Linked DNA regions of Homo sapiens: region 1 is linked to region 2. The links are chromatin loops, found by intact Hi-C in ENCODE. Cell type or tissue: PC-3. All regions are shown on one strand. Links, peaks and the distances in the headings refer to the core of each region. The heading gives the core; the rest is flanking DNA. Region 1 overlaps KIRREL1 (kirre like nephrin family adhesion molecule 1). Region 2 has its middle 26 kb from the start of KIRREL1.

Region 1 (2,500 bases), core at 1-2,500, 50 kb after region 2:
CTAATTGGTCAGCTGCTCTAGGACTTTGAGGAGAAAAGACTCAGAGATGTCCCTTGATTGGAGGAAGGGCGAAAGCAAAAAGTAGCATGGGGCATTATTGAAAGGGTGTCAAGAATGGGACTGCTAGAATGAGGAAGCAAACATAAAGCTGGACACCCAGACAAGGAGGAGCCCTGGAAAAAGAGGGGAAGGGTAAAGAGGGGGCCTCCTTCCCTGGAGGCCATCTGATGAGGGTCGATGGGCCAGTTTGAGAACCATTTGTGGCAAGCGTTTAAATCCCAGGCTGCTTTTTGCCCCAGTACCTGGTATCCAGCCATCGATTGATGTGCTACGAGAGAAGATGAACCAATTTTATTATTAGCCTGAACAAAACATAATTAGGAGGAGAAATTTGCTTCTGCTGTTGCAGTTGCTGCAGCAAAGAAGTTACATAAGGTTCATTCGGATGACTTGGGAACACCTTCCCTACTTCCCTATTCCTGTTCCCGTTTCTCTGGCTTGAACCAAGTAAATAGAGGTCCAGAGCCTCCACTCTGCCCTCTAGAAATTCCCAAGACAGAAATGTGCTCAAGGAGCAGATCTAAGACCCTCAGCCTATAGCGGACACGGAACAAGGGCACAAATCGAATAAGTCAGTGCATTGTCATGATGAACATGTGGACAAAGGCAAGAAAAGGGAGAAGGGACAAGAGAGAGGAGCAGACTGGAGGAGAAGGAATAAAGAGCTGAGGCATAGCTCTGCTCCTGTGATGTTAGAGGAAGGGAAGGTGGAAAAAAAAGGCATTGAATTATTCTCAGACAATTTCAGAAGGACCAGATGGATTCTGGAAGGAATTAACTCTGTTATGTCCTGTACTAGTATCATTACTACACTCTAAGATGGGCAAACGAAAGGATTTGGAGCATTTTGGCAGATACTCTTTGGGTGATTGAGAGGGGGAGGTAGGAGGGCATGGCTGTTGGGGTGACTATATGGGGGTCGCATTTGGGCTGAAAGTTAAGGCCACAGACACATCCCAGGCTGAGCTCCACACTGACCCCCTTAGACTGAGGCTTTCACTCAGGGCACTTAACTTGGGTGGAGGGAGGCAGGAGTGGAAACTCCAGGCCTAATTGCTAGGTCTCTCTCAGCTCTTCCAGGGAGCACGGGGCAGGAAATTCCTCAAATTCCAGGCTTGTAGGATCATTGCTGAGCTTAACCGCAGAGCAAGAGAAAGAGGCAGGAGAGGCAGAGAACTGCCTTCTCTCCATCTTTTTTTCCCTTGCAATTTTAAAGCTGCAGCAAATCAGAAGGGTTTGGAGGGGCTGATGGCTATGAGAGAGGCCCCAAGCATAACACCCCCGACCCCGGTAAAGAAAGTCCCAAGTCTGGGAATCCCAGAGAAATTAGTCCTGAATTGAGTAAGTTTGAAGTCAAAAATAGACTGCTGTGGCCCGGGATAAGCATTTTTCCCAGGGTGAATTTTTTTAGTTCTTCAGAATAGCCAGTGGAAAGGAAGTTGCTTTAGGAGCAAGAACTGTCTTGCTGAAATAAATGATGGCTGTGCAGGGAGCACATTGGAAGGGGTCTTGGGGTGGACAGAATTTCCTTTTGCTCTAAGGGTGAAACCAGTCAGGTCTCTCTCTTTCTGAGCTCTCCTCCCAGAGCACCTGGTCAGGATATCCCAGTCATCACCTCCGGGAAGATGATGTTCCCTGGATAGCCCATACATTTTCTCACCTCCATACCTAGCTAACACTGCTGCATCAGTCCCAATGACCCCACTTCCCATCCTTTACTCTCTGAGATCTGGATTTGCCTTCAAGATGCACCCCCCATGCCACTTTCTTAAGGTAGTCTTCTCAACTCCCCCCAAAGAATGAACTATTATTTTTGGGGGGCTTCCAAAGCAAATTGCTTTGAAATTCCAAAAGATCATACATTCTGTTTTAATCATAGTGGGTTGTTAAGCTCCTGCACTAGACTATAATGCTACTTGTGGATAGGGACTATGATTTGTTTATATCTGTAACTTCCGTCTCTTGCCTCTTTTCCCCAGCATAGAGCAGAATGACTGCCATACAGTAAATCAAAAAAAAAAAAAAAAAAAAAAGCCGTTGAGTGAATATCCCAGTTATTTGAGTGTGGATTATCCACTTGGTAGATCCCTATAATTAATGTTTAACTCAAAGTCTAGTTTCTCTTCCAGCTCAGCTCCTGGTACTATCACGTAATATGTGCTCAGAGAATGCAAACAGTTTTTAAATATTATCTTCAGTACGACATAATTAGGTGCTGCTAAAAATTCATTATCATGCTTTCCAAAGCCAAAAAGAAATAACTTTTGTATTATCCACTCCACTGCTCTTCCTCAGTGGTGTGGATAACTGAGACATAAACGTTTTCATCATAATTGATGATGGGACCACCTTACAGGGCCGCTGGATTTATTGGGTGCCAGGAGGAAGAAGCAGTGGCCCATATCTTCTGTAATTCTTTCTTCTCCAGTTGCTAAGCTCC
Region 2 (7,697 bases), core at 4,579-7,078:
CCAGATGCAGGGTCTAGACTCCAGAGTTCCATCCTGGGATGGAGTCTGCAGGATCTGGTCCATCCATGCTAGCATCCAGTCCTTATTTCACCTGCTATTTGGATGACTTTGGACAAGCCATTTCTCTGCCGTGAGCCTTAATTTTCTCACCTGTAAAAGGAAGCTGTCTCATCAGCTCAGGCTGCAGTAACAGAACGCCACAGGCCAGGTGGCTTAAACAACAGAAACTTATTGCCTTATGGTTCTGAAGGCTGGAAGTCCAAGATTAGGGTACCAGCATGTTAGGTTCTGGTTCCTCTCTTCCTGGGTTGCAGGCAGCTGCCTTCCTGTTATGTCCTCACATGGCCTTTCCTTTGTGCGCGTGAAAGGCAAAAGAAGGAGAGAGAGAGTGAGAGAGAGAGAGAGAGATCTGATGTCTATTCTCTTCTTATAAGGACACCAGTCCTGTAAGGATTAAGGCTCTACCCCTATGAGCTCAGTTCACCTTAATTAACTCTTTAAAGGCTCTGTGTCCAAATAGTCACACTGGGGTTAGGGCTTCAACATATAGATTTAGGGAGGACACAATTCAGTCAGTAATAGAAACTCACAAGAATACCTACTTGACAAGGTTGTTATGGGAGCACATAAAAACGTGTGAATAAGGTAACAAACCATATGGCTCTGACCACTCTACGCAGTGATTAGAAACCTGTTTCAAATTCCCTGAGACCTAGGGAAGAACAGAGCACTGTGCTTAGGAACAACCTTGTTTCTATCTTTTCTCATCTCCCAACTCACCTCAGGCAAGCCCAGGCTTTCCCTTCCTGGAATACAAGTTGCTCAGTATCCTATGCTTCTTCTTGACCATTATAGCAAAACTGCTTGAGACTAGACTTTAGGAAGGATTTCCTGGTGGGCAAGACAGTAAATTATCTCCTGTGTCTTCCCATTGGAGATCTAAAAACTCCAATGGGAAGAGGAAGCCATCTTGCTAAATCTTTCTACCATCTGGGCAACAATTGGTATTGATACAAAGGTAGAAGACCTTATTTAACTGGACTAAACCTCAAGAAGTCAAGCTAATCTCCTTAAACTAGAGGTCTGGGAAACACATTTGGAATCTGTAGGGTCTTCCTGGAAGGTTATGGGCAAGTCAGGTGTGGCTTGGGATGGATCTTCAATAAGAGGGTGGGGCTTGGTGCTTGCACCTGGATTTCCTTTCCCCCTTAACTTGACTCCTCTCTGGTGAGCAGGCCCAAATGCACTCCTCCTCCATCCCAACATAAGTGCCTCTCTCCACTTATGGTATCAGTTAGACTCTTGAGGAACCTTAGAGATGTGATCACCTGCTTCCACTGTCTTTGGGGCCTGGGGAACATGTGGGACAGAGAAGAGAGGCCATGGTGTGATGCTGAGGAAGTCAGCCTGACAGCCATCTTCATGAGCATCCTCCTATTATCACCATCATCAACAACAGCCCATGTTCATTTAACTCACTGTGGGAAAGGCTCTGGGCTAACTTTCATGGGACCATGTTCACTGGGGTCTGAGTCCTGGTGCTGAAGGAGCACCTAGTCTAGCCAGGGGAGCCGGCTAATCAATGGCATGTGTAATGTGCTTCATGTGTGCATGGTACTTTGCAAGTTTTCAAGAACTTCATGGAGGTCGTGAACGTAGCTGAAGTAGTGTAAGAAGGCTTCATGCAGAGATGGGCTTTGAGCTGAAAGCTGAATATTAAGTAGCAGTTAGACAAAAGAAGAGAAGGGCAGGCAGGCAGGAGGAGTGCCACGAGCAAATTCTTGGGGAGCGGGGGAGATATGTGAGATATCAGCCCCCGTGGCGCTGCTGAGATAAGTAATGAGTGATAAGACTGGGAAGGAATGGGGACAGTTCCTGGAGGATCTTGAATGTCAGGCTGGGGCATTCAGATTTCCCCACTAGGCCCCGGAGAGCTAGTGAAGCTGGAGTCTGTCCTCGCTCTGCCTGGAGCTAAGACCTAGCATTTTCAGACCATTCTCTTAATACCTATTTCCTTCCCTCACTGTCTCCCCAAAGGTTAGACTGGGGACTAAAATCCTCCTGTGCTGTAACATCAAGCTGACTTAGAGCAGACGGCCTTTCTACTGGGGCCTGCATCCAGAGGCCTCCACTTCCCCTCCCCTCCCCGGCCTTCACATTCCAATTCCCCGGCTGCGAACTCATGTGAGATCATAAGTCACAGTACCATAAACCACTCCAGAGTGTGTAATAAGTGAATTATTTACCAATGACCCTGGCTAAATGTTCACAGGGATAAATGATTAAGCCGCAGATCTGTCAAAAAGTTCCCATAAATAAGTAATTCTGTGCCGCCTTAATGGGCTTTGTAAATTACTCATTCATGCCACTGCTGGATCACTCTCTGGGGTAAATTCCTCACACCTGCTGATTTACTGCTGAGGTCTGCACACGGTGATACAAATTCTGCTAGCCAGCTGGGCAGACACCCCAGGTGCCAACCCACCTGGCTGAGCCCCCAGGGATGAGGATACCAGAAACAAAAAGTCTCCCGCGTCATCTGACAAAAATGTGGGGTCCAAGGTGGGCTGACCTTCTGGGCCACTTGGAGTTTGTCCTGCAGGGCAACACTGCAGTGTCAGAATCCTTCTCCTACAGGCATCCATTCAGTGAGCATGTACTTAGCATGTCCTGTGTCCTAGGCTCTGTGTTAGATGCTTAGACCCCAAAGACACAGAAGTGTGCTCCAATGGGCTTGGTCACGGGAATGAAAGAAGACTGGACATACAGTGTAACTGATGCCATAGCAGAGTGCTACTTGAGCCCACTGGGGGAATATCCAGGACAGCTGGAGAAATTGAGGAGATGGCAAAATATGGGGTTTGAGTTTCACTTTGTGCTAAAAAAGCCTCACTCCAATTCAGTCAAGATGGGCTGAGCCCTGTTGCTATGATAGTGAACAGCCCTACAATTTCAGTGGCTTACAACCACAAAGGTTTATTTCTCATTATGCAATCTGGAGGGTCAGTTGAGGGCTCTGTTCAACCCCATCATCATCCTCCCCCTAGGACCTGGGCTGATAGCACAACATCACCTAGGTTATTGCCAGTCGCTGTGACCAAGGGAAAAGAGAACATGGCAGAGCATAACTTGGTTCCTAAAACTTCTGGCCAGAAGTGACACTTCCACTCACATTTTATTGGCCAGACAAAGTCCCATAGTCATGCTTTAACTCAACTGAGACAGAAAATTCTAACCTGGGGAAAGAGAGAAAAAAAAAAGGATTTGTGAACAATCTTAATGACTACTCCACATGCAAATTCTGGTCCTGTGAATCTAGGAACTGCTGTGGACTGAATGCATGCATTCCCCAAAACTTTATTTGCTGAAGCCCTAATCCCCAATGTAATGGTATTTAGAGGTGGTGCCTTTGGGAGGTGATTAGGTCATAAGGGTGCATCCCTCATGAATGGGATTAGTGCCCTAAAATACACAAAAGAGATTCTCTCTCTCTCTCTCTCTCCACCATGTGAGGACACAGCAAGAGATCCAGCAAGAAGCTCAGAACCCATCTGCTGAAGCACAGAAGAGGGGTTCAGGACCCATCTGTTGAAGCTCAGAGAGTGGCTCAGGACCCCATCTGCTGAAGCTTAGAGAGCGGCTCAGGACCCCATCTTCTGAAGCTCAGAGAGGGGCTCAGGACCCCATCTGCTGAAGCTCAGAGAGGGGCTCAGGATCCCATCTTCTGAAGCTCAGAAGAGCGGCTCAGGACCCCATCTTCTGAAGCTCAGAAGAGCGGCTCAGGACACCATCTTCTGAAGCTCAGAGAGCGGCTCAGGACCCCATCTGCTGAAGCTCAGAGAGCGGCTCAGGACCCCATCTTCTGAAGCTCAGAAGAGCGGCTCAGGACCCCATCTGCTGGCACCCTGATTTTGGACTTTCAGTATCCAAAACTGTGAGAGATACATTTCTGATTTTTAAGCCATCCTGTCTATGGTATTTGTCATAGCAACCCAATCTAACCAAGAATCTAGTGTATATCTGTGGGCAGGTTCCTAAACTTATCTTTCGTTTTCTTCAGCTATGGAACGGGGTAAGAATAATAAGAACAACCTCTTAGAGGATTAAATGTGGTAATCTGTGTAATGCACTGAGCACCATGTCTGGCACATAGTAAGTGCTCAATCGCTCTGTTGGCCTTTGTTATTACCATTATTATTATCATTAGGTGTGACAGCAGCAGTAGTATCCTGTAGAAGTGGACCTCTGAAGTTGAGTATTGAAGAGCAGGTCACACCCACAAACACGTATGCACACTCACCTTTACTGGTTAACCTGGTCTGAGGTAACAACATCCTCTCCAATATCCCCTCTCCATCACCACCACCGACATCTTTAGTCAGAAGCAGGTGGCAGTGATGGACATTGCAGCAGGCCTGAGCTGCCACCATCTTCTCTCTTCTCTACACACATGGAGCGTTTGCCTCGCTCAGGTCACTCACCCACCTCAGGCCTCAGTTACTTCACTACAAAACCGGAGCAATAATACTATTTAATGACCCGAGAGCTGGGCCAGAGAGTCCTTCAACTTCCCCTTCCGTGCCAACGCCTTTGATTCTTTTCTCCAACTGTCATCACCCCCACTCCTTGTAGCCTTCCTGGACCATATCCCTGAACTGGTCCTACATGACTCATGGCCTGGGTTCCAGGTGGCCTGGAAAGAAGGGGAGGAGCTTCAGATGTGGCCTGAGTTTCCTCTGCCTCCCCAGAGGCCAAACAGACATCTGTTCCTGTGGCTGTCACGTCAGCACAAAATGTGTGCCAAGGGAACAGCAGGAAGAAGAGTGTGTAAATCGGCTGGTTTTCTGTGTGTGTTTCAAACTGCCTTGTAGAGGCACAGAGCCATTGTTGGGAGGAGATCCCTGAACGGTTGTTGACCACTGAGGCGCCCACCCTCCTTCATCAGCTTGCACAGGGGACTGTGAGGCTTAATAAGCTGATTGTCATTTAGATTATCAAGGGTACAATTCTGGGCCCACAGGTCACAGCTCTGCCTGCTCTGCCTGAGCAAGCCTGAGGAGGCTGGGAAGCTTTATGTTCCACTCTAGAAAAGAAGACATGATTTCCCATCTTTCATAATCAAACCAACTCATACTTATTCACAGCTTGGCAGGCTTTCAGCACTGTGTGAGCATCAGTCAACTCTTCATTCGATTCATTCCCTGGCAAGCCTCTGCCATGAGCAAGAGGCAGGTCCTAAGACATGTTTACTGTGCAGTCTGTGCCTTCTAGAATCGTACAGACTATTAGGGGAGATAAGACAGAGGTGCTGCAAAAAGATTGTGTAAAACAACAGGTATTGAATGTGGTGAGGGTCAATTGAAAAACAACAGCTCTCTGATGACAATCAGCAGACAAAGAAAAGACTTGTTACATCAGAAGCTTTCCTTACCCACTTTCCAGCCTGGTGGATGTGGTCTTAGCCTTGGATATGGCAGATGCTTTAGAAAGAGGTCAGGGTTCTGACCACTGAATCAGGGTGAACTGGACAGCTATGGAGGTGAGAAGAGTGCAGTAGGAGAGAGTAAGGATGATACTCACCGTGTAGGTCTGTGAGCCAGTTCGACTGTTTCTAGCACATTTATAGAAGCAAGGAGAGCTGGCCTGGTGGGACAGAGCATAAAGATGGGGAAACTGTGAGGCTTTTTGCTCCTCTCTTGTAAGATTTCTGATATTAAAATCAAAACAAATATTCATTGCAAACCTATTTATATGTGTCATGCACTGGGTTAGGGACTTTCATTCTGTTATTTAATTTTCTCCTCACCGCAGCCCTTTGGATATGTTTTACAATTCCTACTTCCCAGATTATTAAATTGAGGCTCAAAGAAGGAAATGATTCATACACTGGTTAAGTGTTGAGCCAGAATATACAGCCAGGTCTTCTAAAACCTGCCTCCAAATTTCCTCCCCTTGACCATCCTCCACTAGGTGGCCATAGTGAGCCACTTGAAACACCAAATCCCATCATATTGTTCCTTAGCCTACAATCCTGCAGTGGCTCCTGGTGTTGCCAGGACAAAGTCAAAACCCTGGGTATGGCATACAAGACCTTCTACATCCAGCTAATTACATTTTCAATCTCATATTCCATCTAATCCCTGCCTCACTGTCTGCACCCAATGATAAGAAATGCTATCATTTATTGAGCATCTACGATGTGCCAGACACTGTCCCAAGCACTTCACGTGAATTGATTTGTTTCCTTCTCATGACAACCCTATGAGGCAGACACTATGATATTCCCCACTTTATGACTGGGGAAACTGATTCACCTAGTGGTTTAGTAATGTGCCCAAGGTCACATATCTTGCAGAGAGTCTGGGAGTCACACCCAGGCAGTTCAGCTCTTGAAAAGAAATGCTGCTCTCTTTGTGATTTCCACACACAACAAGCTGTTTCAAGCTTCCATGATTTGATTTATATTCTCCCTTCTACTTGAAATACCATTCCCTTCTTTCTTCCCCTGGATAAAAATCACTTATCTTTCAAGACTTGGTTTAGGACTTATCTTTTCAAAGTATTTCTGTTAGTCCATTTCACATGGCTGTAAAGGAATGCCTGAGGCTGGGTAATATATAAAGAAAAGAGGCATATTTTGATTCATGGTTCTGCAGGCTGTATAAGAAGCATGTTACTGGCATCTGCTCCTGGTAAGACCCCAGGAACCTTCCAATCATGGTGGAAAGTAAAGGGGAAGTCAGTGTATCACATGGCAAGAGAAGGAGCAAGAGAGAGAGGGGAGATAGTGCCAGGCTTTTTTAAACAACCAGGTCTCATGTGAACTCACAGAGTGAGAACTCACTCATTGCCACAAGGACAGTATCATGCCATTGATGAAGGATCTGCCTTCATGACTGAAACACCTCCCACCAGGCCCACCTTCAACATTATAGGTCACATTTCACCATGAGATTTGGAGGGGACAGAACATCCAAATCATATCTTTCAGACCCTGGCTCCCTAAATTTCATGGTTTTCTCACATTGCAAAATACAACCATCTTTTCCCAATAGTCCCCAAAAGTCTTAGCTCATTCTAGCATCCACTCAATCAAAAGTCCAAAGTCTCATCTGAGACTCAAGGCAGGTTCCTTCTATTTATGAGTCTGTAAAACCAAAAACAACCTATTTACTTCCAAGATACAATGGTGATACCAGTATTGGGTAAACATTCCACTCTGAAAGGGAGATACCAGCCAAAAGAAAGGGACAACAGGCACCATGGAGTCTGAAACCCAGCAGGGCAATCCTTACCTCTTAAAGCTCCAAAACAATCTTTGACTCCATGTCCTGCATCCTGTGCACATTGATGCAAGAAGTGGGCTCTCAAGGCCTTGGACAGCTCCACCCCTGTGGTTTTACAGGGTGCAGCCCCTGTGGCTGCTCTCACAGGTTGGAGTTAAGTGTCTGTGGCTTTTTCAGATTCAGGGTGCATGCTGCCAGTGGCTCTCCCATTCATGGGTCTAGAGGACAGCGGCCTCCTTCCCACAGCTCCACTAGCCAGTGCCCTAATGCAAACTCTGTGTGGGGGCTCCAATCCCACATTTCCCCTTGGCACTGTCCTAGTAAAGTCTCTCTGTGGGGGTTCTGTCCCTGTGACAGGCTTCTGCCTGGGCACACAGGCTTTCTAATACATCCTCTGGAATCTAGGCGGGA

What was found. A loop is a pair of places that touch in the nucleus more often than their neighbours do. Peaks named below come from ENCODE experiments on the same cell type or tissue, not always from the same donor. Only the 100,000 strongest peaks of a DNase experiment are listed, where the experiment ranks them.
Region 1: it touches region 2 in a loop (4-fold over the local background); 4 of 110 quality-filtered maps call a loop at or near these places.

What each region holds. Positions count from the first base shown.
Region 1 is chr1:158,018,530-158,021,029 of GRCh38, forward strand. All of the region lies in intron 1 of KIRREL1 (kirre like nephrin family adhesion molecule 1), which reads left to right. Among named protein-coding and RNA genes, the nearest start is that of KIRREL1-IT1, 5.8 kb to the right of the region's middle. RefSeq lists enhancers at 808-1,493, 1,030-1,324. In PC-3, for the core only: no CTCF peak of the experiment used is centred there; a DNase peak (open chromatin) is centred at 1,162; H3K4me3 peaks cover 629 bases; H3K27ac peaks cover 2,108 bases.
Region 2 is chr1:157,963,975-157,971,671 of GRCh38, forward strand. No RefSeq gene overlaps it. Among named protein-coding and RNA genes, the nearest start is that of KIRREL1, 26 kb to the right of the region's middle. In PC-3, for the core only: a CTCF peak has its summit at 5,972 (motif pointing right); DNase peaks (open chromatin) are centred at 4,707, 5,167 and 5,947; H3K4me3 peaks cover 584 bases; H3K27ac peaks cover 1,271 bases.